2 separate regions of the Homo sapiens genome follow, and region 2 is linked to region 1. The links are chromatin loops, found by intact Hi-C in ENCODE. Cell type or tissue: heart left ventricle. All regions are shown on one strand. Each heading gives the region's core, and the rest is flanking DNA. Links, peaks and the distances in the headings are about the cores only. Region 1 holds the start of ISYNA1 (inositol-3-phosphate synthase 1). Region 2 holds the start of CRTC1 (CREB regulated transcription coactivator 1).

The links. Peaks named below come from ENCODE experiments on the same cell type or tissue, not always from the same donor. Only the 100,000 strongest peaks of a DNase experiment are listed, where the experiment ranks them.
Region 2: a loop joins it to region 1, with 2.5 times the contacts of the local background. A loop is called at or near these places in 24 of 110 quality-filtered maps.

What each region holds. Positions count from the first base shown.
Region 1 is chr19:18,435,908-18,444,659 of GRCh38, forward strand. It overlaps ISYNA1 (inositol-3-phosphate synthase 1), which reads right to left and starts at 2,226. Exons shown (of 11, transcript NM_016368.5): 1 at 2,186-2,226; 2 at 1,953-2,081; 3 at 1,692-1,853; 4 at 1,066-1,198; 5 at 777-970; 6 at 423-572; 7 at 125-340; 8 at 1-14. The coding sequence starts at 2,072. It overlaps ELL (elongation factor for RNA polymerase II), which reads right to left. Exons shown (of 12, transcript NM_006532.4): 12 at 6,756-8,752. RefSeq lists enhancers at 1-523, 1,451-2,438, 2,439-3,425, 4,771-4,890, 5,051-5,110 and silencers at 1,464-1,603, 2,084-2,303, 5,904-5,953. In heart left ventricle, for the core only: CTCF peaks have their summits at 1,418 and 4,694 (motif pointing right); DNase peaks (open chromatin) are centred at 1,344, 1,703, 2,274 and 2,923; H3K4me3 peaks cover 2,242 bases; H3K27ac peaks cover 2,598 bases.
Region 2 is chr19:18,667,995-18,684,461 of GRCh38, forward strand. KLHL26 (kelch like family member 26) reads left to right here. Exons shown (of 3, transcript NM_018316.3): 3 at 1-3,727. The coding sequence ends at 1,251. It overlaps CRTC1 (CREB regulated transcription coactivator 1), which reads left to right and starts at 15,686. Exons shown (of 14, transcript NM_015321.3): 1 at 15,686-15,834. The coding sequence starts at 15,709. RefSeq lists enhancers at 4,385-5,119, 15,076-15,375 and a silencer at 15,586-15,675. In heart left ventricle, for the core only: CTCF peaks have their summits at 4,904 (motif pointing left) and 7,959 (motif pointing left); a DNase peak (open chromatin) is centred at 10,217; H3K27ac peaks cover 303 bases.

The DNA of each region.
Region 1 (8,752 bases), core at 679-8,678:
ACGATGGACATGGTCTGTGGGTACAAGGGAAGCCCCAGCAGCTGCAGGCCCTGCGGCCCCACAAGCCAGGTGCTCGCGGCCCAGGCCCCCTTCCTGCACTCGGCAGCTCCCTAGGCCCACGCACCTTGAGGCCGGAGCCAATGAGGAAGTCCACAAGCACGGACTTGACTTTGGTCTGGCCTGACTTGAAGTCATCTCCGCCCACAAAAACCCGGTGCTGCCACGCGAGCTCAAGAGCTCCGGGCACCAGGGTGTTCTGCGGAGACCCATTGAGGAAGGCACAGCCCTCCAGGATGCTGGCCACGGCGAAGAGCGTGGAGGGCGACACCTCCAGACCGAGCTGTGGGCAAGGCGGGCAGTCAGCACAGAGCTGTGTCTGTGACTGGCCCTGCCTGACCCGCTCCACCCGGGCGTTCGCCCACCTCAATGGTGCGCAGCAGGTTCTCGGCTGTGTCGTTGAGGCCTGGAATCACCTCACAGAAGCGCTCCGTGTTCGCCGTCCACAGCACTATGACTTTGTCCAGCCCCGCGCTAGACCGGAAGTCTCGGATGTCCCTGCGGATCTGCTCCAGCTGTGGGTTGGATGGTGAGGGTGTGGGGAGGATGGAGAGGGTGTAGGGAAGTTGGTTGTACATACTCTCGGACTCACAGAGGCCTGGGCTACTCAGTTCCCCGGGTGTCAAGTGAGGCCTGGATTCGCGGGGTGGGGCAAAAAGAGGGAACCAAGTGGCGAAGAACAGGTGGCAGGAAGCAAGGGATGCGGGATGGGACAGCACCTGCTGCGCACGCGAGCCTGGGATGAGGTTGTCCGCGCGCGCGCTCTGGTTGGCCGCGATGAATTCGGGGATGTAAACAGAAGGCCGGGGCCGCAGGGCCTCCATGTGCGGCCACAGTTGCTCCTGCAGCCCCCAGTCCAGCACCTTCGCGCGCCGCATCGCCTCGGCCAGGTTCAGCGACGAGATGTCCCAGCCTGGGGGGACCCTCACACTCGGCCCTGCCCGGATCCTGGGCCCCTCCAGACCCCATCTCCCATCCCGCCCCACCCCGGCCCAGGGCTCCGCCCACCATCGAACACGAGGTCGTTGGGCGCCACCATGGGCAGCACCGCGCTGAAGGGTACGAACACCTCCTGGCCCTCGGCGTCCAGGCCCAGGCTCACGGTGCCCGCCTGAGTCAGCGAGCCGTAGTAGTTGGCCTCCTGGGGGTCAGCAGACACGGCGAGGTGACGGGTGGGAGTGGTGAAAGGGCCGCGACCCGGCCTGGGCCCCACCTAGACTCTCAAGCCCCGCCCCACTTTCGGGCATTTTTCAGTTCCAGGCTCACAGCCAGGACGGAAGCCGCTGCCCCCAGGCCCCTCCCCTGAGACCTCCGGCACCTTAAGCTCCGCCCCTGTAAGACTCCCGAGGAGTCCCCGCTACCTCGCGAAACCCTTCCACGGGGTCCGCCTGCAGCCAGGCCCCGCCCCCTGCAAGCCCTCCCGCCCCACAGAGCTTCGCCCCCTGCAGGTCCCTCGCCCACTACAGGCCTCCAGACCCGGGCAGGTCCCTCGCCCCTGCAGCCCCTCGCCCCGCGGAACCCCACCCCCTACAGCCCCCCTGGTCCCGCAGAGCCCCGCCCCCTGCAGGCTCCCGCCCCCGCCCGCAAGGACTCCCACCAAGCCTCCCTACCCACCACGCCCCTCCCGCCCCCACCTTGCGGCCGCTGCGCGTGGGCCAGGACAAACGCAGTCGATTGGCCAGCACCGCGGCGGTGAGTGTGGAGCCGTTGTTCCCGCCCCAGCCGACAAGCATGACCCCGAGCCGGGGCACCTGCCGGGCGGTCCGGAAGGTGAAGCGCGTGGACGTGGGGTGCACCTGAAGACAGGCCGCGCAGTGAATCCCGGGTCCCGTGCCCTTCTCCCCGAGCCGCCCCGCTCTCCCCAGCACGCCTCCTTCCTCAGCCCCCTGGTCCACCTTGAGAACGCCACCCTCGCGGCTGACGCGCGTCGTCCGGTACTCGTATTGCGCCTCGATGGCCTCGGGGCCGTAGACCACGTCCGGGCTCTCGACGAAGAACTGGGCGGCGGCCTCCATCGCGGCGGGCTGGGGGCCCGGGGTGAGCAGGGGGTCAGCGGGGACTCTAAGCGGCCGGGGCCAAGCCAGCCTGGGTCCCCACGGAGGCCGTCCCTGCCCCGAACCGCACTCACCGGCGCAGAGTCGACTCAGGCAGCGGCGGCGGACAGCGCGGGCTCTCGGGCGCGCGACCTCCGGAGAAAAGCGCTGCGGCCCCTCCCCCGCCCCGCCCCCTTCCCCGCCTCTCCCGCGCTGGGAGGGAGGGGCCCAACGTCTGGAGACCCGGTTCGAGGCCCGACAACCCAGAGCCACCGTGGCCATCGGGTCCCCGCCTGGCGGAAGTGGCCAGGCGTCCACGAGCGCGGCGCGTATAGGTTCACCTCGCTCGCTCCGCAGCCCCCAGGGGCTCATGGCTGCCTATCCCCCCTTTACAAGAGGACAATGAGGCTACACATGAGCCCAGCCACAAGCCAGGGGGTGGAGCTGGGCAGGGAAGCTGGGCCTCCGGGGGGGTAGGTAGGGGGTCTGGGTCAGAGACACTGCAGGGGAAACAGGCAGAGGACCAGAACTCCAAAGCCAGAATCTCCTCGGAGCCACACTGCCACCTACTCCCCCTTCGTGGGCAGCAGCACCTACCAGGCAGTCCCATCCCCTGGCTCCCCATGTCCGCCCCCATCCATCTCGGGGGACAAAGTCACTCTGTCCCCACGGGGCTCACAAGGATGGGGCCTGTTTGGCCTGTTTCCCCACCTGCAGCAGGAGGGCTTGGCAGGAGTGGGCCGGAGCGGGAGGCTGTTCGCTGGAAAGGGGAGGGGACGCACAGGCGGGCAGGGCCGAGGCAGGGGAGGAATGAGGCCTGCACTGCAGGGCGCCCCCCTCATGCGCGCTGATAAGGGAGCGTGGGAACCCAGCGGGCAGGCCGGGGCAGCTCCCCCAGGAACTTTCCAAAACAAGCGCCTGGAGGCCGGAAAGTTTCCACCACTGGAGCTGGCCCAAAAGGTGGATAGTTGGGAACGTTTGCAAGAGACAGGGCCTGACCTTGGAGGATGAGGGCTTAAGACTCTGGGTCCAGGCCTCACCCTGAAGGGGCCCCAGTCTGAGGGAGTTGGAAGTGGACTGGGACACCCCCGCCCCAGTGGGTGGGAACTCACAGGCAGGGCCCCTGCAAGACAGGCTCCCCAGATGAGGGGGCTGCTGGCAAGGGTTTTGAGACATGAAGAGGAGTTCACTGAAAGAAAACTACAGGCCAAGCCACCTGAGCCACCCAGACAGGGCAGATGAAAAATTGGCTACGTGGGAGGCAGTTTGGGGTCTTGGGCAGACCCTGAGGGCTGGGGATAGGGAGTGTGAAAGAGTATTTGGTGTTTGTTCCTGGTTCTTGGTTAGACATTGAGCTCAATCACCAGTGGCCAACGATTTAATCAATCACATATATGCAAATGAGACAGTTGGGGCTCAGAACACAGAAACTCCCCTCAGCCTCAAGTTATGGGGCCTTGGCCTGCCCCGCGCTTTGAGCAGGGCATCGGAAAGCTCAGAATCGAGTCTCTCCGACCTTCTCCTGCCCTCCTGCCTCTAGCCCCTTTCTCCCCTGGAAACCATAGAAACCAGAATTCCTCTTCCCCAAGGCAGGTCAGAGACACTGGAGCCCTTCTCCCCTTAAAACAAAAAAAAAGCCACAAAGCCGGCAAAGGTCACTCTCTGCCTGCTCCCTTGAAGACCCTCATTCCGGGAGGGTCCTGCCCATACCCTGGAGGAAGGAATGCTACCCAGAGTCTAGGAAGTCTGGGCAGGCTGGCCCCCCTCCCCCACCCAGTCTGCTCCCTTTAAGATCTACAGTGTTTCAACACATTGATACACATTCTTCATAGAACCTAAGCCGAAAAATAGGCAGTCAGCCAGGCACGGTGGCTCATGCCTGTAATCCTAGCACTTTGGGAGGTCAAAGCGGGCGCATCGCTTGAGCCCAGGAGTTTGAGACCAGCCTGGGCAACACGGGGAAACCCCGTCTCAATACAAACAAACAAACAAAAAATAGCCGGGCTTGGTGGCGCACACCTGTAGTCCAGCTGCGTGGGAGGCTGAGGTGGGAGGATCACCTAAGCTCAGGAGGTGTAGGCTGCAGTGAGCCATGATTGTACCACTGCACTCCAGCCTGGGCAACAGAGTAATACCCTGTCTCAAAAAAAAAATGGGGTTTAGGGGAAAATATGGAGGGGCTGGGAGGGTGGCATGCCTGGAAAAGGCATGGAAGCTTCACGGCCCGCCCATACCTTGCCCTGTGCGCCTCCTCCATTTGGCTGTGAGCATTTTCCGGAGTTCTGTGAGCTGTTCCAGCAATTATCAAACCTGAAGTGGGGTCATGGGAACTCGCAATTTATTAGCCTGCTTGCCAGAAGTATAGGTGGCATCTGACACAGGTGCAGCCCTGTGGGACTGACCCCCATAACTTGTGGAGTCCGATACCATCTCTGGGAATGGAACTGTTGGACATCCTGTAGGTACTGGAGGATCAGAGAATCGGGGAGTTTGTGCCTCGAGGCGACACGTGATTCAGGAACCTGTGTAGTTGAGAGACATGAGGAAGGTCCCAAGACCCAGCCCCGGGGAGCCTGTGTTCACAGGGCCACCTGTAGAGGGTGCCGGAGGATGGGAGCTGGCACAGGGCAGCTGGAGGGAATCGGCATAGAGGCTGGGCTGCTTCCACTCCCAGCAGTTGACAAGGCCGAAGGAGGGGGTTTGGCCCCTACAGTCAGGCCTGGGTGTGCTGAAGTCGGTGGTGAGATGCACTGTTATTCCCCAGCAAAGTGTGGGCTCCCTGAAGGCAGGGATGAGGCTGAGTCACTGCTGTGTTGCAGAGCCCAGGTGGAGCTTGGTACAGGAGGGGGCTGCAGGAACAGGGGTGCCCGTTGAAAGAGGACAATTGGGGCCCCTGGCAGGTGGCAGGAGAGGGTTTAACAGCTCTGAGCCCCTCTCTACCAGGGTGCCCAGGTCATGAGGGTGGGAAGGCTCTCCTGAATATCCGGGGCACTAGACTGATGGCATCCATGGCTCAGGAAGGTCAGGGGACTGACTGTGGCCTCTGCAGGCTGCGGGGGTGATGGCCAGAGTATTGCTGGGCAGTTGGCTTAGGGCTGGCGTTGGAGGGCCGGGGGAGGCAGGACCGTGAGCTGCAGGAGGTTGGTGTTGGCCCTGGGATGTTGGGACAGAGATGTTATCCTGGGAGAACAGCGTGGCCAGGCTATGCTGGGAGCAGGGTACACGCTGCCCCACTGGGCTGCATGACTTCCCCTCCCGCGCCCCTCAGATTCCTGGGTGGCCTTAGAACTTGGGCCAAGGCCACGGACGGGCAGGGAGGCCAGGCCCCCCCCACAGCTGCAGGCCCAGGACCTTTGCCCACGGTCCTATTCTTCGGTGTTATCGCTTACTAAATGCACCCCTTCTTGTCCTTGGCTGGCAGGTTGAGTGTTATGTTCTCCATGGCCCCTGGCTCGTTCCACCTGCACCACCGCCGCTCCCGTCAGGCCTTTTCCCCATCCCCACTAGTGGCACAGGGGATGCCCCTGCCCCAGTGTGGGAAGAACAGGTAATATTACCGTTACCTGCTGCTGCTTTCATCAGAGGGAGACAGTCACAGCTGGTTTCCCCCACCCCCAGCCCCACTCCTGTAGCCTTTGGTGCCACAGGGGGCCAAGGAATCCCAATGCTGGGTTCAGCCCACCCTATCCACACCAGAGGGTACTGCTGTGCTCACACACCTGCTATGGCTCCCTATCCCTCCGCCCTGACCCAGCCTGCCCCCACCCCCGCGCTCCCCGTCACCTACAGGGCCCTCTGATTTGGTCCTTTCTCAGGCAACGGCTCAGGTAGGCTGCAAACTCTGCCTTCTTATCTGGTCCCAGCCAGAGCCCCTGAACAACCCTTTCTCATCATTATGGCGGCCCCAGGTCACATCACCTCCTGATGCCAGCCCACCCCCAACCACAGGACAGGGACAGCCACCACAGAAACCAGGCTGTGACACACCCACACACTACACACACACCCACACCCCAACACACACCACACACCCAACACACACACCCCCAACACACACCACACCCTCACACCACACACACACCTACACACCCCAACACACACCACACACCACCCAACACACACCACACCCTCACACCCCAACACACACCACACATCCGGTCAACACACACCAACACACACCACACCCACACCAACACACCCCAACACACACCACACCCACACACCCCAACACACACCCACCCTCAACACATCCCCAACACACCACACACACCCCACACCACACACCCCAACACACACCACACCCTCATACCACACACCCAGATACACCACATCCACACACCACACCCCAACACACACCCACATCCCAACACATACCACATCCCAACAAACACCACATCCTCACCACACACATCCCCAACACACACCACACACCCCACACCCCAACACACACCACACACAACACACCCACACATACAACACACACACCCTAACACATCACACACACTACACACCCACACACAACATCCAACACACACCGACACAGATATACTACACACCCACACACCCCAACACACACCACACACACATACACACCATACACCACACACACAGATACACCAACACCCACACACCACACACACCAGCCAGGCAGCCTGGGCTGCCAGGTTCAGTTCAGTGAAATTTATTGGAGAATGAAAAAAGTCAGCATTCACCTGTTTAGTGTACAAAAAGGACACTAGATCTTTTAAGAAAATATCAGGAAACTGAAGACGCAGATAGATGCCTTTCAATTGTAACATTTTGGCAAAAGTGGAAAGTTCTTGTAAACACCAACCCCATGGCTCAAAATAGTTTTTCTCCACAGTACAACATTAAAAGAAAAAAAAATAGTATCAATAAGTTAGACCATATTTAATCAGCTAGAACTTTGTCCACCAACCCCCAAAACACAAAACTTTTCTTAGCTTCATAATTCCTTAAAAGGAGAACAAATAAACAACAAAAACAACAACAACAACAAAAAGGCAAATTCAACTGACAGCCCCTTGGACTGGTTCCCAGGGCAGAGGGGCGGGCAGTCCCGGGCTGGGACCTCCTGAAATCATCCCACCTCACCGGTGTCTGCAGGGCTGCCTGCGGGCGACACAGCAAGGTCCAGCTGACTCTGGAGGCCTCCTGGAGCCTGCTCGGCCCTTCCCCGGCCCGGCCCGGCCCAAAGAGAAAAACAACAACAGCTATTGAAACATGAAGGATCAGTTTCCTCGGAGCTCTGGGAACCCGGGGGTCCCAAAGGAGAGAGACTCTCGGGCAGGGGTGGGATACACTGTGGGCCCTCCACAGTCAGCTCTTTGGAAGCTGTCAGGAGGCACCCCTCCACCCCCCAGTTTAGAAAAATAGACATCTGTATTTTTGCATTTCTGTTCTCCCTGCCTGACTGCTGATGGCAGCAGTGACCCCCATGTGATCCCTGGGCCCTGAGTCACAGCCGCCATCCACCCCCCACCACCTTTCCAAGTCATGGCTTCATTCAGCCCTAAATGGGAACACACGCCTCAGACCCCACCATGCCCTGGGGGGTCCCCACATACGCACACTCACACACCCACACTTGCGTGGCCCCCCGATGCTTTGGGGGACACTAGACTAGGCACAGCAACAGAGCAGCAATTGGGGTGTCTGCAGAGCCTGCACCCCCAGAGCAGGCAGACCCATCCTCCTGGCTCCCCAGCTCTGCCCATGGGTCCCTGGGGCCTCCCTGACCCCATGGCGCCCAGCCCTCCATCAGCCCCTCCCTGAGTGCAAACCTTGGCGGTGGCTCTGCTAAGACGACCCCAGGACCCACAAGTGGACAGAGGGACGGAGGGAGGCCAGCAGCATCGAGACCACAAGGTCTCAACAGTGTGGAATGAGCAGCAGCAGCAACAAATGGGAAACCGAGGACATCGCAAAGAAAAGTCTGACGCCGCTGCGGCCGAGTCTCAACTTGGAGCACAGAAACACAGTGGCCCCCGACAGCTGAGGGCCTGAAATAGCAGGGCAGGCCTGGGGGCGCTGAAAGCCCTCTGCCCCCTTGGCTCTGAGCAGCTGTCTGGGGGCACCAGCTGGAGTTCTCAAAATAGCCACCTGGGCCACCCTGTTTGCTTGCTGGAGCAGAGACCCTGCCCAAGGAGGAGAGGCTGGGGAAAGGGGTGCCTAAACGTAGAGCCAGAGACCAGCAGAGGCCACCTGCCCATTCCCCACGCCCTCAGAACGCAGCTGCACCTTTCGACGACCTCTGTAATACTGCAGGCAGGACCCAGGGCAGCGGCTAGACCCTGGGTGTCCGAGGAGAGGGAGGCACAGGTTTAGAAAAAAGATTTTGCTTCTCTTTTGTACAAAAATAGACTCAAGTCTCATTAGCAGTAGCTAAAAGTGGCTGTCTTTGTATAAAACTAGAAAAGGCAGGCGCGCCACCCCAAGGGCCTAGGAGTCTTCTGGCGAGACAGGAGGCTGAACCCCGGAGGCTGCAGCCAGGGAGGAGGCAGTGGGCTTCCTGGGGAGCCCATCATAAGCAGGGACTGCTCAGGAAGCGCAGGGAGGGCCGAGGTGGGCTTGCAGCCACCCGCCAGGGCCAGACGTCTGCAGGGGCTGCCCTGAAAGCCGGCGGTGCTGGCTCAGATGAG
Region 2 (16,467 bases), core at 4,419-12,418, 240 kb after region 1:
GATTTCCTGCGCCTGCCACTGGAGCGCCTGGTCTTCTTCCTGCAGAGCAACCGGCTGCAGAGCTGTGCCGAGATCGACCTGTTCCGCGCGGCCGTCCGCTGGCTGCAGCATGACCCGGCCCGGCGGCCGCGCGCCAGCCACGTGCTCTGCCACATTCGCTTCCCGCTCATGCAGTCGTCCGAGCTGGTGGACAGCGTGCAGACGCTGGACATCATGGTGGAGGACGTGCTGTGCCGCCAGTATCTGCTGGAGGCCTTCAACTACCAGGTGCTGCCCTTCCGGCAGCACGAGATGCAGTCTCCGCGCACCGCCGTGCGCTCGGATGTGCCCTCGCTCGTCACCTTCGGCGGCACGCCCTACACCGACAGCGACCGCTCGGTCAGCAGCAAGGTCTACCAGCTGCCTGAGCCGGGAGCCCGCCACTTCCGCGAGCTCACGGAGATGGAGGTAGGCTGCAGCCACACGTGCGTGGCCGTGCTGGACAATTTTGTGTACGTGGCCGGGGGGCAGCACCTGCAGTACCGCAGCGGCGAGGGCGCAGTGGACGCCTGCTACCGCTACGACCCCCACCTGAATCGCTGGCTGCGCCTGCAGGCCATGCAGGAAAGCCGCATCCAGTTCCAGCTGAACGTGCTGTGCGGCATGGTGTACGCCACGGGCGGCCGCAACCGAGCCGGCAGCCTGGCCTCCGTGGAGCGGTACTGCCCCCGGCGCAATGAGTGGGGCTACGCCTGCTCGCTGAAGCGCCGTACCTGGGGCCATGCTGGGGCCGCCTCAGGGGGCCGCCTCTACATCTCGGGTGGCTACGGGATCTCAGTGGAGGACAAGAAGGCCCTGCACTGCTACGACCCCGTGGCCGACCAGTGGGAGTTCAAGGCGCCCATGAGCGAACCCCGCGTGCTACACGCCATGGTGGGTGCCGGCGGCCGCATCTATGCCCTCGGGGGCCGCATGGACCACGTGGACCGCTGCTTCGACGTGCTGGCTGTGGAGTACTATGTGCCGGAGACGGACCAGTGGACCAGCGTGAGCCCCATGCGGGCCGGCCAGTCAGAGGCCGGCTGCTGCCTGCTGGAGAGGAAGATCTACATCGTCGGGGGCTACAACTGGCGTCTCAACAACGTCACGGGCATCGTACAGGTGTACAACACGGACACCGACGAGTGGGAGCGGGACCTGCACTTCCCGGAGTCCTTCGCAGGCATAGCCTGCGCCCCCGTCCTGCTGCCCCGGGCCGGGACCAGGAGGTAGCCCCCAAGACCCCCGGGACCCTGGCCTGACCGCATGTTGTCTCCAAGTGGGGCTTGGCGAATGCACGTCTGCCTGAGAACCCCAGTGCCCCCCTTCGCCCGGGCTGCCCTTGAGGGGCCTGCTGCGTTGATAAGCCCCCCTCCCAGGGGTCCCTCCCTCCCTCCTTCCCAAAGCAGATCCTGGCTGCGAGTCCATCCGAGGGAGCCTGCCGGCAAAGCGTCTGACATGTGGTGGCAGCAAATTCGTCCCCGGGGTGGTTTCCTCGCCTGGCCCCCGAGTCCCCACGGGCTGGCGGGTGGAATCCCAGGTCTCCAGGGGGTCCCTGTGCAGCTCCATCTCACTTCTCTACTGCCTCCCAGCCCCACGGTTTCAGGCATTCAGATGTGAGCTCATCAACATTGAACCCAAAGTCGGTGGTATATGACTCACCCTCCTTCCAAGTCTCCTGCGCGCGTGTTTTTAAAATAAACTCACCCGAAACGTCCGTAACACACGGACCTCCAGGAGCAGTGAGAGGTGGCTTAGAAGCCCCTGGTTTGGGGTGGGTGGAGGAGGAGGGCACGTGTCTGCCTCCCCTGGGGTGCCCTCCTTCCCCCATCCCAAGCTGCTGAGGGGAGGCCCTGGTCATGCCTCAGTTCCTGCCTTCATCTGCTTTCCGGAGGAAAAACCATATCAACTCCTAGAAACGCTCCTTAGGGGCTTGGGACCTTCCATTTGGCACTGAGCATCTTGTGGGGCCTTAACTGGCTGAGACATCCCGGCCCTCTACATTTGCCCTGTTGGCCAGGCAGTCCCCTTCCCGCAATTGGAGGGCGACGCTAACTTCAGAATCCCATAGTGGCGCTTGCCGCAGGTCTGGTGGGGTGTCTTTTTTCTCCTCCCTCCTTTCCACCCCTCCGCGCCCTGCCACTCCCTGGCCTGCCCTGTTTTTGGGTCAACATTGCTACGGAGCCAGCAGTGAGGCCTTTCCCTTCAAGGGCTCTGTGGTATCTCTGGCCACATTTGTTCTAATGTCTGAACCTCTAAATCTTTTCTTTTTGATTGGTTTTACTGTTTTTAAGAAGCCAGCACTGCTGTCTCATAGATGGGATTTGTACTCTTGGGGCAACTTAAAGTGTCTCTCTCGCTGCTAACAGACGATTGATGTCTTGTCTCTGTGACCCACTCACCATGTAAAGAATTAACCTCCTATCTTAGCAGACATCGTCTCCTAATATTTCCCTTTATTTAATAAAAATGTTATGGTGAAGAGATGGAGCCGGCCCAGCACTGAGCTTGTGCGGCTTGGGTCTGATTGGTCACAGATTCCTCGTGTGTCCTCCGCGTGTCTGGGGGCTCCTCTCCCCCGCCTCAACCTTTTCCAGCCTTTCAGAGGAGTCGGCAGTGGGCTGGGCTTTGGCTCAGGGGCGCAGAGGCAGCAGGAAGCGTGGCCAGGACTTTCACCCTGGCGTTTTTTGTTGTTGGTTTTTTTGTTTTTTTGAGACGGAGCCTCGCTCTGTCACCCAGGCTGGAGTGCAGTGGCGTGATCTCGGCTCACTGCAACCTCTGCCTCCTGGGTTCAAGCAATTCACCTGCCTCAGCCTCCCAAGTAGCCAGGATTACAGACGCAGACACACACCACCACACCCGGCTAATTTTTGTATTTTTAGTACAGACGGGGTTTCACCATGTTGGCCAGGCTGGCCTTGAACTCTTGACCTCAGGTGATCCACCTGCCTCTGCCTCCCAAAGTGCTGGGATTACAGGTGTGAGCCACCATGCCCGGACCAACCTTGGCACTTTGGAAGAGCCTTCAGCCCCCTATTCTCATCATGGCCGGCCAAACTATGAACTGGGCTGCCCAGAGCAGGCCACTTATCAGTTGCAGGTTAGCAGAGAAAGCCTGATGTTCCCGGACGGCCTTCCCAGAAGGGAGGCCCTGGGATATCACACACACATGGATCTCCATAAGTTGCTGTGCCTGCATGCCTGGCGCTCCTGTGTGGCAGCCATCGGGGCTGGGGTAACACTAGAGGCTGAGGGGGTGGGCAGTGCTAAAATAGGAACATGGTTGGGAACCTAAAAGAAGCCCACACTGTCAGGGGCATCGAGACAAAAGCCGAGTTCCCTGGGGACTTACCAGAACATTCCAGCCCCACCCCCGACCTGAGCTCCCCCAAAGAGAACCCTTCCCCACTGGAGGCATGGCCCCTTCAGGGGAGCAGTGAGAAGCTTTGCCAGCTGCAAGTCCCCTGGATCAGCTCACACCTCAGAACATCTTGTCCCCAGTGAGCTGGCAGGGGCGCCGGCCCAGGGCGGGGGGCGCTGCTGTATCTAACCGGATCGATTGTGCATAACCGTCTAGGCCGGTTCGTGGAATGTTCGTGGGGCCCCCTGCCCCTCCCTCAGCCTCCCCCCGCATCCCCCCAAGAAAGGAAAATTATTTTTCGTATTGTAAACTTTAAACATGAAAAAGCTGTTTTTAATTTAGCAGAAACTGGCTTGAATCTTCACTTTGTGAACGTTTGTGTCCTTCAGAGGCAGAATATGCCTGCGCACACTCGCACATGCTCATGCACACACCTGCACACGCATGCCGCAACACGCACATTCACATGGCCGTGCTCGTGCACGCCTGCACACGCATGCTTGCCCATACCCACGCATTGCAGCGCGTTCACACGCTCACCCGCACACAGTGAAACACAAGCTCACACATATGCACACACACACATATCTGTGCATGCACCCCTGGACCAGCGTAGCCCAATCTGCCTGGCGGCCCAAAGGGGTCTGGAGCCCGGCACCGCCCCGAGCCTGGGGGAAGCCTGTCTACTTCCAGATGCCCTGCCTACTCGCTGAGGCCTGGACGCCGGCTGCAGGAGCCTCCCTTGCACCTGGGCTCAGGCTGTGGGAAAACGCTGTCTCTCGGGACGGTCAGATGCAGGCCCGCAAGAGGGAGGCCAAGTGCGACTTCTGGGGCCTCTCAGCAAGTGAGGGCCAAGGGGGCCTCTGGGGAGCCGTGTGAGGTGGGAATCCGCCCCGGACCTGGCCAGCTTGGAAACCTGCCCCTGGCTCTGTCTCCGAGGAAGCAGCTCCAGCTCGTCCGTTCTCACGGGCCCTGGAGATTCACTTTGCACGGTGCAGCCTCGGACCCTGCTCTTCCTCGGGGCGCCTGACCGTGGATCTCAGCGGCCTGGCGCCTAACACAGAGCCTGGCACCGACGGAGCATAGCTCGAATGTTTGCTGCACAAAGGAGAGGTGCTGGGGCGGGAAGGTGAGGGCAGCCTTCTTCACACTAGTGGCCGTGGGCACCTTCTGTGTGCAAACCCCGGGGAAAGGAGGGCACCAAGCCGTGCTCCACCCCCAGCAAGGCCCCTGCTTTGTTCTCGTCTTCCTGTCGCTCTCATTCTGGTGGCCAGCCGGGCAGCCATTCCTCCCTCCTCACCATCAGATCCCTGATTTGGTGCCAGCAGCAACGTGCCCAGCCTCTGGGGTTAAGATTCAGCTGAGCCGTTCTTGGCAATGCCTTTTGCCGGGGTTGTTTGTAATCTGGGCGTGTTTCCCAGCTCTGGCCAGCAAGCTTGAAGGGGTCGGGTGTTTCTGGACAAGGGAGAGAGAGGCCTTGTTGCCCCCTTCCCTTCCTTACTGCTTCTTATGAGGACACAATGCCAGGGGCTTCTGCAGCCATCTTGTGGCCAGGAGGAGCAAGTTAAGAGAGCACACTCAGGCTGGGCGCAGTGGCTCACACCTGTAATCCCAGAGCTTTAGGAGGCCGAGGCAGGAGGGTTGCTTGAGTCCAAGAGTTCAAGACCAGCCCTGAGTGACATAGTGAGAACTTATCTCTACAAAAAAAAAAAAGCTCGTCAGGGTGACACACGCCTGTAGTCCCAGCCACTCAGGGAGGCTGAAGTGGGAGGATCACCTGAGCCCAGGAGTTCTAGGCTGCAAGGAGCTGTGATTGTACCACTGCACTCCAGCCTGTTTTTCTGAGCCTGGTTTTCCAGCCTTCTCATCACTTCTGTGAGCTACCAAACAATTTTTTTTTTTTTTTTGAGACGGAGTCTACTCTGTTGCCCAGGCTGGAGTGCAATGGCACCATCTCAATTCACTGCAACCTCTGCCTCCTGGGTTCAAGCGATTCTCCTGCTTCAGCCTCCTGAGTAGCTGGGATTACAGGTGCATGCCACTACTCCTGGCTAATTTTTGTATTTTTGGTACAGACGAGGTTTCGCCATGTTGGCCAGGCGGTCTTGAACTCCTGACCTCAAGTGATCTGCCCACCTTGGTCTCTCAAAGTGCTGGGATTACAGGCGTGAGCCACCACGCCTGGGCTTTTTTTTTTTTTTTTTTTTTTAAATAGAGACAGAGTCTCACTATGTTGTCCAGGCGGGTTTTGAACTCCTGGGCTCAAGCAACACTCCTGCCTTGGCCTCCCAAAGTGCCGGGATTAGAGGCATGAGCCACCATACCTAGCCAACCAACCAGTTTTGCAATACACACATTGGCTATTTAAATTGTCCAGGCTGGATGCAGCGGCTCACGCCTGTAATCCCAGCACTTTGGGAGGCTGAGGCAGGCAGATCACTTGAGGTCAGGAGTTCAAGACCAGCCTGGCCAACATGGTGAAACCCTGCCTCTACTAAAAATAGAAAAATTAGCCAGGTGTGGTGATTAATGCCTGTAATCCCAGCTACTCGGGAGGCTGAGGCAGGAGAATTGCTTGAACCTGGGAGGTGGAGGCTGCAGTGAGCCAAAATTGCACCACTGCACTCTAGCCCGGGCAACATAGCAAGACTCCATCTCAAAAAAAATTTAAGTAAATAAATTGTCTAGAGTCAGTTTCTGTTGCTTACAAGTAAAAACCCTGACATGAGATGGGAATACTCCAGCATCTGTCACATTTACATTATAATTTTGGAACTGCTTGGTGACAAGCATATCTGGCCATTAGTGTTTTCTGCAGTGCAGACATTATTTCTCATAACAAGGAGACTGGAGGTCAGAGGTGCCAGGATGTTATGACTGGTGGCCCATGATTTCTGGGAGGGGGCATGACTATGCCTCTCTCTTTCTTTCTTTCTTTATTTTTTTTTGGTTTAGAGACTGTATTCCCAGCACTTTGGGAGGCTGAGGCAGGCAGATCTCTTGAGCTCAGGAGTTGGAGACCAGCAACACAGCAAAACCCTGTCTCTACAAAAAATAGAAGAATTAGCCTGGCATAGTGGCATGCACCTGTAGTCCCAGCTACACAGGAGGGTGAGGTGAGGATAGGTTGAGCCCTGAAGATCAAGGCTGCAGTGAGCTGTGATTGTGCCACTGCACTCCAGCCTGGGTAACACAGTGAGACCCTGTCTCCAAAAAAAAAAAAAAAAGAAAAAAGAAAAAAGTAAACAAGGGAATCAAAGGCGTGAGGCAACTAGGCCTTCAGCTGAAATTATGCCAGAGGACGATCCTGCCACCACTGCAGAATCCAGACGCCTCCGTTGGCACTGCCATCTGCCCTGGGCACTCAGCCACAGCTGCCCCTAGAAAACAGATGGCCCTGCCCCGATGCTGTTTCTCTGTAGCACTTGTGCCTGCATGGAAACATCCCGGAGGCCCAACCAGTATCCCACGCCATTCCCCAGCTGTCCCAGGAGTGGTGAAAGTGAGTACATTCGTGTGTATTAGTCAGCCACTGCTGTGCAACAAACACCCCCAAGTCTCAATGGCATGCAACAATAAGCGTTTGTTTTTCACATGTCTGTGAGTCAGCAGAGGTGGTGTCTGCTCTAGGCGGGCCTCGGCTGGGCAGCTCTGCTTACAGGTGCAAGGATGCAGAGTAGCCCAGAGTCCCTGCTCCACGGGTTCTTGCCTCCTGCTGGAACAGCAGCTAGCCAGGGCACATTTTCCTCCTGCAAGTGTCTGAGGACAAGTGGAATCACGTGAGGCCTCGTAGGGTCTCAGTTCGGGACTCAAACACTATCACATCTGCCCGTAAGTCTTTTTTTTTTTTATTTTGAGATGGAGTCTTGCTCTGTTGCCCAGGCTGGAGTGCAGTGGCACAATCATGGTTCACTGCAGCCTCGACCTCCTGGGCTCAAGTGATACTCCCACCTTAGCCTCCTGACTAGCTAGAACTATACGCTCATGCCACCAAGAGCAGCTTATTCATTTATTTATTTATTTGAGACTGAATCTCGCTCTGTCACCCAGGCTGGAGTGCAGTGGTGCAATCTCGGCTCACAGCAACCTCCACCTCCCAAGATCAAGCGATTCTCTTGCCTCAGCCTCTCGAGTAGCTGGGATTACAGGTATGTGCCACCACACCTGGCTAAGTTTTGTATTTTTAATAGAGACGGGGTTTCGCTTTGTTGGCCAGGCTGGTCTCGAACTCCTGGCCTCAAGTCAACCACCTGCCCTGGCCTCCCAAAGTGCTGGGATTACAGGCATGAGCCACTATGCCTGACCTGCCCATAAGTCTTTGGCCAAGCAAATGACATGGCTGAGCCCCACATCTGGAATGGGGAAGTGTCTTCCACCTGGAAGGAAGAACTGTAGAGGGCAGGGATGCAGGAATAGGTGGGAACCGCGGCCAATAGTTCGATGGGTCACCCTTGGCTTGGGGGCCTCTCTTGTTAGCAGGGTGACCAACTTCCCTCTGTGGGGGGACTCCCCAAACTTGGATGGGGACCCTGATGCTGGCAACCAAAAAGAAAGGCCCGTTCTGCATCTCCTTAGCAGCCACTGCCCCCTGGAGGTCGAGATATCCCTCTTTTTTGTTTGTTTGTTTCAGGTGAGTGGGGGCTGTGAGTGCCCCAGGATCTTGGAAAGCAGGATGGGGGTCTGGATGTAGGGAGGTCAATGGGGCCTTGGCCAAGTTTCAGGGCATGGACACTGTAGGTGTCCCTGGGAGCATGCCCAAGTCTCTCTATGTTGCCCAGGCTGGTTTCAAACTCCTGAGCTCAAGCAGTCCTCCTGCCTCTGCCTCCCAAAGTGCTGAGAATATAGGCACAAGCCAATGCATCCAGCCAACCAACCAGTTTTCCAACACGCACTTCAGCTATCTATCCCTCAGCACAAGTGGCTGGGTCCCTAGACTTGAACCATGGGTCCCCCGCCTGCCCAGTTCCAGCCTCTCACTACCCTCCTTGGCGGCCCACCCCGTCCCACCCTCCATCCACCACTAAAGCCTGGGTGGGAGGACGAGGGGCCTGGGTCCTCCTGTAACCTTATCGTAAGGAGGGGCATCGCTGGCTTCTCTTGGGTCCTTTCCCTCTCTCTTCATGATCAGACCCAGCTTTTGCTTTGCCCTTTAAAAACTCTGTACGATGAGAGCCTCTTTTGGAAGTCAAAGACAGACCAGGGATTGTTTTCCTCTTTGCCTCTCAGCTCCAATGGCCCTAATTCACCTCCACACGACGTGGGTACCCCAAATCGACTAAGATCCCATATAAGGAAGAGCTGAGAAGCAAAGCATGAAAACTAACATGGCGAAGTAGCGTTTTGCTTTCCTAACAGTTGCTGAGTGCTTGGATGAAGCAGGCACTGAGCTAAGTGCTTTCCATGTGTTATCTGTTTCATCTTTCCAAGAGCCTGCTATGAGGAGCACCACTGTCCACATTTAGCAGAGGAGGGCAGTGCGGCTCAGAGAGGTGAAGACAGTTTTCCATTGTCACACAGCTTGACAACTGATAAGTGTTGGACCACACAGAAATGCTCAAGAGTTTCTTGATCTCCCGGGTCAAGCAATTCTCCTTCCTCAGCCTCCCAGGTAGCTGGGTTTACAGGCGTGCACCACCACGCCTAGTTAATGTTTTTTTTGCATTTTTAGTAGAGACGGTGTTTCACCATGTTGGCCAGGCTGGTCTCAAACTCCTGACCTCAGGTGATCCGCCCACCTCAGTCCCCCAAAGTGCTGACATTACAGGTGTGGAGGTGGAGGTTGCAGTGAGCCGAGTTCGCGCCACTGCACTCCAGCCTGGGTGACAGAGCAAGACTCTGTCTTAAAAACGCACAAACGAATGAACAAAAACACATAAGAAATCACGTGTGTCTGTGCCCTTTCCACATTCCACAGGCACACAGGGAACTCTGGCCTGGCCCTGGCCTCTTTGGGAAAGGCGAACATAATCTCAGCTCAATCTACAAGGGATCAGATGAGACCGCACAAACAGCTGCCTTCAGAGAATGGGATGTTTCTGGGTCATGGGAAGAGACGCTGGAGGTCCACTTCAGCTAGACCCTTCAGGAGGGTCTCTCAGAGCAGAGGCCTGCAAGTCGAGAAGGAGCCAGCCACGAAAGCATCTTGGAGGAGCGCAATCCAGGCAGAGGGAACAGCGAAGAGGCCCGTGTGGCTGGAGCGAGAGCCGAGCCGAGCATAAGCATGTGGAGCCGCCAGGAGGAGGGTATTTTTTTTTTATTTGAGATGGAGTCTCACTCTGTCTCCCAGGCTGGAGTGCAATGGTGCGATCTCGGCTCACTGCAACCTCCACCTCCCGGGTTCAAGCGATTCTCCTGCCTCAGCCTCCCGAGTAGCTGGGATTACAGGCACCCACCATCATGCCTAGCTAATTTTCATTTTTTTTTTTTTTTAAGAGACGGGGTTTCACCATGTTGGCCAGGCTGGTCTTGAACTCCTGACCTCAGGTGACCCACCTGCCTCTGCCTCCCAAAGTGCTGGGATTACAGGCATGAGCCACTGCGCCAAGCCTTTAGATTTTTTTTTTTTTTAAGTGCGATGGGAGTGTGGGATCTGCCCTGCTTTGCAAAGCCCGCAGGGCTGCTGTGAGGAGCAGTGTTGGACCACACTGGGTGACAGCAAGTTCCTTTGATGAAGGAAGAAAGTGAAAACCTCAGGGTTGGTTTCTGCCCGGGTCACTGGACACTGAAGCCTCGCCCTTCTCAGGGCTGGGGGTCAGTGGAGCAAGAAGCGGGGCTTGGGCTGCTGTCTGGCCATTGCACAATGAGCGGGCTGGCTGCTTCCTCTGACTCATCACCAGGGTTTAGGATGGATCAAGTTTCATGCCAGGCGGGCCGCGGGGTGAATGGGGGTGAGTAGGAAGAGCAGCAGACTTACTTCTGCACATGCCCAGGATGGCTCCTTGCTGTAACCCCTGCTAGTCCCCAAAATCTTTTCTCTTCCATCTTCCTGTGTCTGGAAACTGGCTTAGTGCAGATATATGTAAGTGATCAGGGTAAGTGGCATTTATGGAGCACCTCTTAGTGAGACACATATTAACATATGTTAACATACTAACATATTAACGTATGTTGACACATACGAATTTCATTTAAAGCCTACAGGGCCAGGTGCAGTGGCTCACGCCTATAATCCTAGCACTTTGCGAAGCCGAGCCAGGAGGATCACTTGAGGTCAGGAGTTCGAAAGCAACCTGGCCAACATGGCAAAACCCCGTCTCTACTAAAAATACAAAAATTAGCCGGGTGTGGTGGCCTACACCTGTAGTCACAGCTACTCAGGAGGCTGAGGCAGGAAAATCGCTTGAGCCTAGGAGGTGAAGGCTGCAGTGAGCCGAGATCTCACCACTGCACGCCAGCCTAGGAGACAGAGCGAAACTCCATCTCAAAAAAAAGAAAAAATTAGCTAGGCGTCGTGGTACACCCCTGTAATCTCAGCTACTCGGGAGGCTGAAGTAGGAGGAGAATTGCTTGAACCAGGGAGGCGGAGGTTGGAAGTTGCAGTGAACAGAGATCGCAACACTGTACTCCAGCTTGGGTAACAGAGCGAAACTGTGTCTCAAAAAAGAAAAAAAAAAAAAGATACATGTAATTGATTAGGGTAAGTGGCATCAATTACGGAGCACTTCTTAGAAGTAAGGCAGTTGACACTTATTAACTTCATTTATTTTATTTATTTATTTATGTATTTTTTTGAGATGGAGTTTCACTTTTGTTGCCCAGGCTGGAGTGCAATGGCGCAATCTTGGCTCACTGCAACCTCCACCTCCTAGGTTCAAGCGATTCTCTTGCCTCAGCCTCCCGAGTAGCTGAGATTACAGGCATGTGCCACCACGCCCGGCTAATATTGTATTTTTAGTAGAGACGGGGTTTCTCCATGTTGGTCAGGCTGGTCTCAAACTCCTGACCTCAGGTGAGCCGCCCGCCTCAGCCTCCCAAAGTGCTGGGATTACAGGCGTGAGCCACCACGCCTGGCTAACTTCATTTAAAGCCTACAAAACTCAGTGTGTGAAAGCAGCTGAGGTCGGCTGTGAGGCCTGAGTTTTGGTGCATAAGTTGCTAGGGCAGCTGCTGTCCCTGCTCTCTGTCTTTATTTCTTCTCTGACCTCACAGGATGCTGTCAAGAACTAGAAGCCGGTCAGGCGTGGTGGCTCACGCCTATAACCCCAGCACTTTGGGATGCCAAGGTGGGAGTATCATCTGAGGTCAGGAGTTCGAGACCAGCCTGGCCAACATGGTGAAACCCCATCTCTACTAAAAATACAAAAATTAGCTGGGCGTAGTGGCGCACGCTTGTAGTCCCAGGTACTCTGGAGGCTGATGCAGGAGAATCACTTGAACCTGGGAGGCGGAGGTTGCAGTGAGCCAAGATCGTACCACTGCACTCTAGCCTGGGAGACCTAGCGAGACTCTGTTTAAAAAAAAAAAAAAAAAAAAAAAGAACTAGAAGCCACATATGTAGCGGGCCCAGTCTCGCATTGGACTCACAGAAGCTGCAGTCTCAGTCAGAACCAGGAACAGAAAAAGGACTTGAAATAGATTTAGGCAGGCCAGGCACGGTGGTGCACACATGTAATCTCAGCACTTTGGGAGGCTGAGGGGGGCGGATCACTTGAGCCCAGGAGTTTGAGACCAGCCTGAGCAACAGGATGAATCCTGTCTCTACAAAAACCACAAAACATTAGCCAGGCATGATGATGCACACCTGTAGTCCCAGCTACCTGGAAGGCTGAGGTGGGGGGATCACCTGAGCCTAAGGGTTGGGGCTTCAGTGAGCATGATCATGCCACTGCACTCCAGCCTGGGCAACAAAGTGAGACCCTGTCTGAAAAAACAAACAAACAAACAAACAAGAAAACAAATAGACAAGCACAAAAGGGAATAAATTTTTGGCCTACATAACTTAAAAGGCAGGTGAGTCTAGCTTCAGGAATGGCTGGATCCAGAAGCTCAGGCTGGAGTACAGTAATGTGATCTCGGCTCACTGCAACCTCTGCCTCCTGGATTCAAGCTGTTCTCCTGCCTCAGCCTCCCAAGTAGCTGGGATTAGAGGCATGTGCCACCATGCCCAGCTAATTTTGTATTTTTAGTAGAGATGGAGTTTCCCTATGTTGGTCAGGCTGGTCTCAAGCTCCTGACCTCAAGTGATCCACCCACCTTGGCCTCCCAAAGTGCTGGGATTACAGTTGTGAGCCACCGTGCCAGGCCTGGTTCTGTTTTCCTCTGTGTGGGTCCACTCTTTTGGCCCAGCTGAACTAATCTTTTGTTTTTTTTTGAGACAAAGTCTCCCTCTGTTGCCCAGGCTAGAGTGAAGTGGCGCTATCTTGGCTCACTGCAACCTCCACCTCCTGGGTTCAAGTGATTTTCCTGCCTCAGCCTCCCCAGCAGCTGGAATTACAGGCGTGTGCCACCGCGTCTGGCTAATTTTTTTTGTATTTTTAGTCGAGATGGGGTTTCACCATGTTGGCCAGTCTGGTCTCAAACTCCTGACCTCAGGTGTTCTGCCCGCCTCTGCCTCCAAAAGTGTAGGGATTACAGTCATGACCCAGCGCCCAGCCTGTTTTTTGTTTGTTTGTTTGTTTGTTTGTTTGAGACAGGGTCTTGCTCTGTCACCCAGGCTGGAGTGCAGTGCATTATCATAGCTCACTGCAGCCTCCATCTCCCAGGCTCAAGCAATCCTCCTGTCTCAGCCTCCTGAGTAGCTGGGATTATAAGCAGGCATCACCACGCGCAGGTAATTTTTTTATTTTTAGTGGAGATTAAATCTCGCTATGTTGCCCAGGCTGGTCTCAAGCTCCTGGGCTCAAATGATCCTCCTGCCTCGGCCTCCCAAGTTCTGGGATTACAGGCATGAGCCACAACACCCAGCCTGGCCTGAACCAATCTTGATGGCCAGCACAATGGGCTATGCTGATTGGCCAAGACTTCCACCTTAGGGAGGGGTGTTTGTGTGGTGGGAGAGTGGTGAGACCAGCCATTCACATCTCACAGACTGAAAGTCAGAACCAGTGTTCCCCAAATAAGGGTTGTTGACACTAAAAAGTTGAGGGAGTGGGTGGGGTTGAGAGAAGGAATATGCTTGTTAGGCAAAAAGTATAGGAGCTTACCAAAGTGCGCAAAATCATATCAAGAAGGAAGATGGCCGGGTGCGGTGGCTCATGTCTGTAATCCCAGCACTTTGGGAGGCTGAGGCGGGCGGATCACCTGAGGTCAGAAGTTCAAGACCAGCCTGGCCAACACGGTGAAACCCTGTCTCTACTAAAAATACAAAAAGTAGCCGGGTGTGGTGGTGGGTTCCTGTAATTCCAGCTACTTGGGAGGCTGAGGCAGGAGAATCACTTAAACCCCAGAGGCAGAGGTTGCAGTGAGCTGAGTCTGTGCCACTGCACTCCAGCCTGGGAAACAGAGACTCCGTCTCAAAAAAAAAAAAAAAAAAAAAATCCCATAAAAATTAGCTGAGCATCATGGTGCATGCCTGTAATCCCAGCTACTTGGGAGGCTGAGGTAGGAGAATCGCTTGAACCTGAGAGGCAGAGATTGCAGTGAGCCAAGGTTGCGCCACTGCACTCTAGCCTGGGCGACAGAGTGAGACTCTGTCTCAAAACAAAGATAAAGTAGGGCAGTGGCAATATCCAAGGCATTCTAAATGAAAATCGATATATATATATATATATTTAACATGAGCATTTTATTACCTGTTGTAAAGCATGAATCAAAGCATGTTTGGAAGATGTCAGCATCCCCTCCAGCCATCCTCAGTCCAATAAAATGTGTGCTTGTTGTGCCATTAGAGCCATCATCAATTCCCCCAGCTGACCTTCCTAGCTTCCACCCAGCCCATACTCTGAAATCCCTGCAGCCTCCTGAATATAAACTTTCAATATTGGTGGTTGGGGGTCCCTCTCTTGAGGGAGGGAGGGTTAGAGTCCCTCCTGCTTCCCTGGCTTACCACTCTGCCATCGGGGGAGTCTCTGCTCCTTCCTTCACTGCTGAGTCTTGATGGGATTTCTGGACCCTTCTGTTAGCACCTTGTTGCAAAATAGAGATCCTTGAACAAGACTGGACTGGAGAAGTATGCAGAGGGAAGGCTGAAGCTCTGTAACTCCAGTTCTTTGGGCTCAGGTATCCAGAGAATAGCAATATGCCCATTGCAAGGGAATGGGAAAAAGTAGTCGTCGGCTGGACATGGTGGCTCACGCCTGTAATCCCAGCACTTAGGGAGGGCGAGGCGGGTGGATCACCTGCTGTCAGGAGTTCAAGACCAGCCTGGCCAACATGGTCTTTAGTCTCTACTGAAAATAAAAAAATTAGCTGGGCGTGGTGGCGCCTGCCTGTAATCCTAGCTACTGGAGAGGCTGAGGCAGGAGAATGGCTTGAACCTGGGAGGAGGAGGTTGCAGTGAGCCGAGATCGCACCACTGCATTCCAGTCTGGGCGACAAGGGCAAAACTCGGTCTCAAGGGAAAAAAAAAAAAAAAAAAGAAAGTCGTTAAGGGCAACAGCTAGGTTTATGGACTGAGAGAGCCGATTGCAGGGTTCAGGTCTTAGCTAAGATAACTTTCCGCCTCCCTGTCTGTGGTGGCTGCAGGAGCCTCCCTCCCTAATGTTCTGTGGCTGGCCACTGGTCTTATTTACCGCATCACATTTACCTCCATCTGAAAAGTTCTTGGTTATTTGTGTGCTATGTCTGCCCCCTCTCTGACTGTACACTCCATAAGGGCAGGGATCACCTCTGCTTGTTCACGCCTGTACTCCAGTTTGCCTGGCACATAGTAGGTGCTCAGTAAATATTCCTTGAATGAATGAATGCATGAGTGACCAACGCCCTAGTCTGTTTTCAGAGCTCTTAGTCCAAACCCAGGTTCAACTTGGGGTGCCACCAATCCTTGCGGGGGGGGGTGCCTGGCCCCACCCTTGTGAATTGGGAGGATCTGGGTCAGGCCGTCTCCCTCTTGGGGGCTCCAGTGCCCCAGCCGATCCGCGGTCCTTGTCCAACAGCCCAGAGGCCGCTGTCCAGCGGGCCAGGAGGCGGATCACTGCGTCGGCGTTGAAATTTCCACTCGCGCTCCACCGCCCTTCCCGCGGGCCCCGAGCGCGCGCCTGGGCGCGCGCATGCGCCTTCGCCCCCGCGCCGCGCGCCGCTCCTGTGCGCCTGCGCCGCGCTCACGACCGCCGGCGCGCCTGCGCACTGCTCGCCGCCCGTGGGCCCAGCCGGCGCTTGCGCGGTGGCACGGGCGAGTGGGGGGGCGAGGAGGTGGAGGAGGAGGAGGAGGAGGAGGAGGTGGCGGCGAGAAGATGGCGACTTCGAACAATCCGCGGAAATTCAGCGAGAAGATCGCGCTGCACAATCAGAAGCAGGCGGAGGAGACGGCGGCCTTCGAGGAGGTCATGAAGGACCTGAGCCTGACGCGGGCCGCGCGGGTAAGGGGGCTGCCCGCGCCGACCCTTCAGGGCCGGCGGAGGGAGGGAGGGGGCGCGTGTCCGGCGCGTGCACGGGGCGGGGTGGGGGGGGGCGCGGCGGGGGCGGGGCGCGCGCGGCGGGGGCGGGGCTTGGCACGGCCCGAGGGGGACAGGTGTCCCCACGCCCCGGGCGTCGTGGGCGGGACAGGTGACCCCACAAAATCCATACCTGATGGGGTACAGGTGCCCTGCATCACTGCTCCCCGGAGGAGACAGGGGCCTCTATATCATTACTACTAGGAGGGAACAGGTGCTAGTACCTCGTCGTTACCTGACAGGGGACAGGTGTCCCTACATCATTGTTACCCGAGGGGGACAGGTGCCCCACATTATTACTACCTGGAAGGGACAGGTGCCCCCGCATCATTGCTACCTGGGGGGGCAGGATGACACAGGTGTATGAGCTGGGTGCTGCTTGCAAGCACCATTGGTAGCTGGGGGTGAGGGTGCAAGTGCCCCCGCATCCTTGCTACCTGGGAGGGACAGATGCCCTCCCATTCTTGCTACCTGAGGGGGACCGGTGTCTCTACGTCATGGTTACCTGTGCCTTTACTCCCTGGGTGTTGGGGGAGGAACGGATGTCCCCACTTGCAG